2 separate regions of the Homo sapiens genome follow, and region 1 is linked to region 2. A link is a loop called in an ENCODE intact Hi-C map of the cell type or tissue named here. Cell type or tissue: CD14-positive monocyte. All regions are shown on one strand. Each heading gives the region's core, and the rest is flanking DNA. Links, peaks and the distances in the headings are about the cores only.

Region 1 (2,910 bases), core at 163-2,662, 93 kb after region 2:
GCTGGGGTTTTTGTGGCCTCTCACTTAAGAATAAATAGAGGCAAGGATCACTTGATGGTTGAGGAAAGTCTCCACATGAAAGGCAGAGATCAAAAGGGTCACACAGACACAAGGAACCTGCTAGGAGCAGACAATGCACAGAATAAGAGAAAATTTTAAAAAAACATAACCTGGCCGGTGCAGTGGCTCACACCTCTAATCCCAGTACTTTGGGAAGCTGAGGTGGGAGGATTGCTTGAGCCCAGGGATTCGAGGCCAGTTTGAACAATATAGCGAGACACTGTCTCCACAAAAAATCAAAAAATTAGCTGGGCATGGTTATATGTACCTGTAGTCTTGGCTACACAGGAGGGTGAGTCAGGAGGATTGCTCGACCCCAGGAGATTGAGGCTGCAGTGAGCCATGTTTGCACCACTGCATTCCAGCCTGAGCAACACAGCGATACCCTGTCTCAAAAGAAACCCCCAAAACATAACCTGATAATTAAGAATCATTTAGAGATGAGATGAAGCACTGCATCCATAAAGCAATGGTAGGGTGCTAAGAAGAGGAACAATCAAAGAACAAGAAGTTCTTGGCAATTAAAAATAAGGCAGCAGAAATTTAAAATCAATAGAAGGCTTGGAAGATAAAGTTGAGGAAATTTCCTGAAAAGTTAAATAAAAAATTAAAGAGAAGGAAGATAAGAGGGGAGGGAATGAGATCAATTTAGGAGGTCTAATATCCAATAAATAGAAATCCTAAAAAGAGATGACAAAGACTGTGTCTTCTTGTTATATATCTTCTGGGGATAGACTATAAATCAAGGGATGAAATTATCAGAGAAATAAAGTTAGAGAATTCTCTGAGTGTAAAAACATGAGACTTCAGACTTAATAGGCTCTTTGAATATTAGTACAATCAGTTGAAAAGAACCTTCTCAGTGCACATTGTTGCAAAAATTCTGGCCACCAGGGAATAAGAAACGACCCTAGAAGTTTCCAGAGAGAAAACCTCAGGTCACATGAAGAAGAATGGAAGCAAATATACCATCAAACTCCTCAATACAAATACTGGAAGCTCGGAGAAAATGAGGCAATGCCTTCACATTTTTGATGGAAAATTCTTTTTTACCTGGGATCCTATATCCACCCAAACTATTATGTGTGAAAATAGAATAAAAATTATTTTCAGAAAAGCAGGAACTCCAAATATTTGCTCCTGGGCACCTTTTCATTGGAAGCTACTAGAGGATATGATGCAGCAAAATGAGGAAGTAAACAATAAAGAGGAAGGTGTGGAGCTCACAAAGCAAGGAATCTACTTGGGGAAGCATCAAGGAAAGTCCCAGGGTGAAAGTAAAGCGGCCAGGAGCAATTGGCCAAGATTGCAACAGGATCATGGAGTGTCCACAAGGGAGAGGTTGCCAGGGGAAAAACAGAATGATTTTCTGATATATTTGATAATTCAGGAAATCATATTGTTAGGCGAATGACAGATCTGAGAGTCAGATGGGGAAACAATGAAGAATAAGTATATTTAAAAGAAACCCTGCGCAAAAGCAAAGGAAAAAAAAAAGAGGCAATATTAACTCCAGGAAAAAAACAAAAGTGCAGACAAGAAAGAAAATCAGAGCACACAACTTGCCTTAACATGAACAATATTTACCTAGTTATAATAATATAACCACCACAGATGAATCAACACAACAGATTGTGGCCTAATATAATGAGAAAATGGAGGAAGGGGAAGTGCTTTGAATGGGTTATTAGTAAAAGAGAGCTAAATTCTCATCTATCTAACAATATGTCAGTTGATAATGTCTTAAAACTAACATATCAACAAATAGCAAGGCAAACATTATTTAGACCTAGTGAAAAAGAACAGAAGAAATAACAGAAGAAAACAAAGTGAAAAAGAGGTTTTTTTGTTTTGTTTTTTGTTTTTAGGTGGAGTCGCACTCTGTCACCCAGGATGGAGTGCAGTGGCACGATTTTGGCTCACTGCAACCTCCACCTCCCAGGTTCATGCGATTCTCCTGCCTCAGCCTCCCAAGTAGCTGGGATTACAGGTATGCTCTATGTCTGGCTAATTTTTGTATATTTAGTAGAGACGGGGTTTCACCATGTTGGCCAGGCTGGTCTCAAACTCCTGATCTTAAGTGATCCACCTGCCTGGGCCTCCCAAAGTGCTGGGATTATAGGCATGAGCCACTGTGCTTGGCCTGAAGAAGAGTTTGAGGTGATTGCCTCTGGGGATCAGGACTAGGGGATGATGATGGCTGGGTTGGGGAGTGATGTTTTTCTTACATGCCTATTTTACTTTCTTATTTTCAATTTTTTAATTAAAAATATAATAGAGATGGGGTTTTGTCATATTGCCCAGGCTGGTCTTGAATTCCTGGACTCAAGTGATCCACCCGCCTTGGCCTCCCAAAGTGCTGGAATTACGGACGTAGCCACCATGCCTGGTGTATTTTGCTCCTTTGCATGACTCATGTATGACTTCGATAAAAAATAAAACTAACTTAAAAAAACACATGTCAGTCATTGGAAATATGGATAATGCATTTAAGTATGAAGAACAAAATAGTTATCTTCAGTCTTTGCACACACACCACGTTCCATCTTTTGCAATGCTTGTGAGTCAGCTCACCCCTTCCTAAACTGAAACTGCTGACTGTGTACCTGGCTCTTCATGGCTATCACCTTGATTAATCTTCACAGAAGCTCAATTAGGTGGTTTTATTACTCCCATTTTATGGATGAGAAGGTAGGATCTGAGAGTTCAATAACAGAGTGAGATCTCACAGCTAATAAGTGGAAGAGCAGAGATTCCTACTGAGCCTCCCTGAACTCCACATCATCTGAGCTTAATTAAACTAGCAATCATCCCAGCTAATGTTTATTTAGCATAGCATCTAATCGAACC
Region 2 (2,910 bases), core at 284-2,783:
TTCTGTAATTGACAAATAATAATTACGTCTATTTAAGGGGCACCGTGTGATGCTTCGATCCATGTATACGTCGTAGAATGATTAAACGCAGCGAATTAACATATCATAACCCTTAAAGCAGAGGCTTCCAGTTTCCTCTAGGGGATTCCCCATGTTCCATTCCAGTTCTGGTGGGGCCTTTCCAAGCCATACACAAACACATACACACGCGGATGTACCCCATGGAGTCACATACGAACGCACGTACACCACAGCCACGCATAGTCACAGGAGCATTGCAGGCACGCACGTGCACACACCCACCCACACACCCACCCACACACCCACCCAGGGGCATGGTCCTGTAACCCGGACCTCTTCACATCTTTGGCAACAGTAACGTGGCCCAAGGGGTAGGCCTATGTATTAGTCTGTTTTCACCCTGCTATAAAGAACTGCCTGAGACTGGGTGATTTATAAAGGAAAAGAGGTTGAATTGACTCACAGTTCAGCATGGCTGGGAGGCCTCAAGAAACTTACAATCATGATGGAAGGTGAAGAGGAAGCAAGGACCTTCTTCATAAAGTGGCAGGAGGGTGAAGTGCTGAGTGAAGCGGGAAGAGCCCCTTGTAAAACCATCAGATCTCCTGAAAACTCAGCCACTCTCACGAGAACAGCTTGGGGGAAATCTATCCCCGTGACTCAATGACCTCCACTTGGTCTCTCCCATGACTCAGTGGAGATTATGGGGATTACAGTTCAAGATGAGATTTGGGGCCGGGTGCGGTGGTTCACACCTGTAATCCCAGCACTTTGGGAGGCCGAAGTGGGCAGATCACTTGAGGTCAGGAGTTCGAGACCAGCCTGGCCAACATGGCGAAACCTTGTCTCTACTAAAAATACAAAAATTAGCCAGAAGTGATGGTGCGTGCCTGTAGTCCCAGCTACGTGGGAGGCTGTGGCAGGAGAATCGCTTGAACCCGAGAGGCAGAGGCTGCAGTGAGCCGAGATCACACCAGCCTGGGTGACAGAGCCAGACTCAGTCTCAAAGGAAAAAAAAAAAAGATGAGATTTGGGTGAGGCGCAAAGCCTCACCATATCAGTCTCCACCCAGGAGAGTCCACCCTGCCTGGAGGAGAAAGAGGGCGCTGGGCTGTGGTGGCCCCGTGTGTCCCAGTGGAGGGGTCTGTCTGCCATGGGCAGGAGTGCGCCCCCCCTGCACAGAGGGCTACAGCTCAGAGGCGAGGCGGGGATCGGACCTAGTGAGAGCTGAGCGCCTGGTCTGGGCCCTGTTGGGCTTGGTGAGCCACTCTGTGGCTTTTAGTGATACCTGAGCCAGCAGACCTTACCTCTGTGCGCCAGGGGTGCTTTGTGGGGTCCGATGCTGTTCACACCCTGCGTCCTCCCGTCCTGTCCGGGTCCCCCTTTCCCACGTGCACAAGGAGTGGCTGACGGTCTCCCAGGACTCCCCCACCACCCCCTACACACTCCACTTCAACTCTGCAAAGGCAGCACCCTTCCCTGGAGTGTGAGACCCTCCCTGCCTGCCCCTCTCTGCCTGAGCAGGACAGGAAGCTATTGAGCCCCTGTGAAGCTCTAGGCCAGGTGCCTGGAGTCAGCGATGAGTAAGAGGAGGCAGGGCCTGCAGCCCTCGGAGGCCCAGGACTTTAGGGAACTCATTAGAGAGACTCATTTCGTTACCTGTGTCACTTTGGTCATCTGGGAGGCAGACGTCAAGACAGAAGAAATGAGCAAGAGATTGATGAAACGCAATGCCCAAGCAGGATACAGGGAGAGGATGCAGGGTGGGCGGGGACCAACTTCCAACCGTGACGCAGGGCTTGTGTTTGCCAGAGGAGAAGAGGAAGGAAGGAGGGTTAAGTGGGAGGAGCCCCAGGCTGCAGTGCAGCTGTGAGAAAGTCCTCTCCAGGCCCACGGGGAGCTCTAGCAAGGTCCCGGGTGGGGCAGGAGCTGCCAGGCCCCAGGTGCTACTGCATTCCTGTGGAGGGTGACTCTGGGAGGGAAAGCAGAGCCGTGCACCTCCAGGGCCACCCCGACGGTGACACAAAGGCTGATGTGACACATGCATCAAAGCACTGACCAAATGCCGGGGCCGGTGGCTCACGCCTGTAATTCCAACACTTTGGGAGGCTGAGGCGGGTGGATCACCTGAGGTCAGGAGTTTGAGACCAGCGTGGCCAACATGGTGAAACCCCATCTCTACTAAAAATACACAAATTAGCAGGGCGTGGTGGTGCCTGCCTGCAGCCCCAGCCACGGGGAAGGCTGAGGCAGGAGGATCGCTTGGACCTGGGAGGCGGAGGTTGCAGTGAGATGAGATCGCACCACTGCACTCCATCCTAGGCAATGGACCGACCAAGGGACTGGGGTCAGGGAGCACCGACCAAGGGACTGGGGTCAGGGAGGCTTCCTGGAGAGGGCTGACACCTGAGACATTTCCAGTGTAAAGGAGATGGGGGCTGAGTGTCAGAGGCCAGGGCTTATGCAGGGCCCCGAGGTGGATCATCTCTCTGGGACTGGATGAGGACAGCATCACAGGCGCAAGTTGAGGGCAGGACTCATGGCTTGCGGGCGCAGTGAACGTGACATGGGCCAGGCTTGCAGAGCCCGAGGGTTGTATTTGGGACTCTGGTCCTGTGTCCCAGCCCACTTTGATTCCAGTGGGCAGACCAGCTCAACCCAAACCCCTGCCACTGGCTGAACGCTCCCTGGGGCCCTGGGTCTACCACCTGCCTTGGGAATGCTGCCTGAGCTCTCTCTCTCTGGCATTCTGACCACTCCTGCCAGATACAGCTCGATCTGTGCCTTTGTTCTAGCACTGATTTTTGTTCCTGCATGGAGAGCAGGCTTGCCTGTCTCCACAGTTAGGCTGGGGCCATGGTGGGAGGGGATCTGCTTATTCATTGCCTG

Evidence for each region. Peaks named below come from ENCODE experiments on the same cell type or tissue, not always from the same donor. Only the 100,000 strongest peaks of a DNase experiment are listed, where the experiment ranks them.
Region 1: a loop joins it to region 2, with 2.0 times the contacts of the local background. A loop is called at or near these places in 3 of 110 quality-filtered maps.

What each region holds. Positions count from the first base shown.
Region 1 is chr7:2,961,768-2,964,677 of GRCh38, forward strand. The region is part of intron 1 of CARD11 (caspase recruitment domain family member 11); the gene reads right to left. Among named protein-coding and RNA genes, the nearest start is that of CARD11-AS1, 19 kb to the left of the region's middle. In CD14-positive monocyte, for the core only: no CTCF peak of the experiment used is centred there; a DNase peak (open chromatin) is centred at 1,324.
Region 2 is chr7:2,868,944-2,871,853 of GRCh38, forward strand. No RefSeq gene overlaps it. Among named protein-coding and RNA genes, the nearest start is that of GNA12, 26 kb to the left of the region's middle. RefSeq lists silencers at 503-707, 1,655-1,874 and an enhancer at 2,681-2,910. In CD14-positive monocyte, for the core only: no CTCF peak of the experiment used is centred there; DNase peaks (open chromatin) are centred at 638 and 1,738; H3K4me3 peaks cover 863 bases.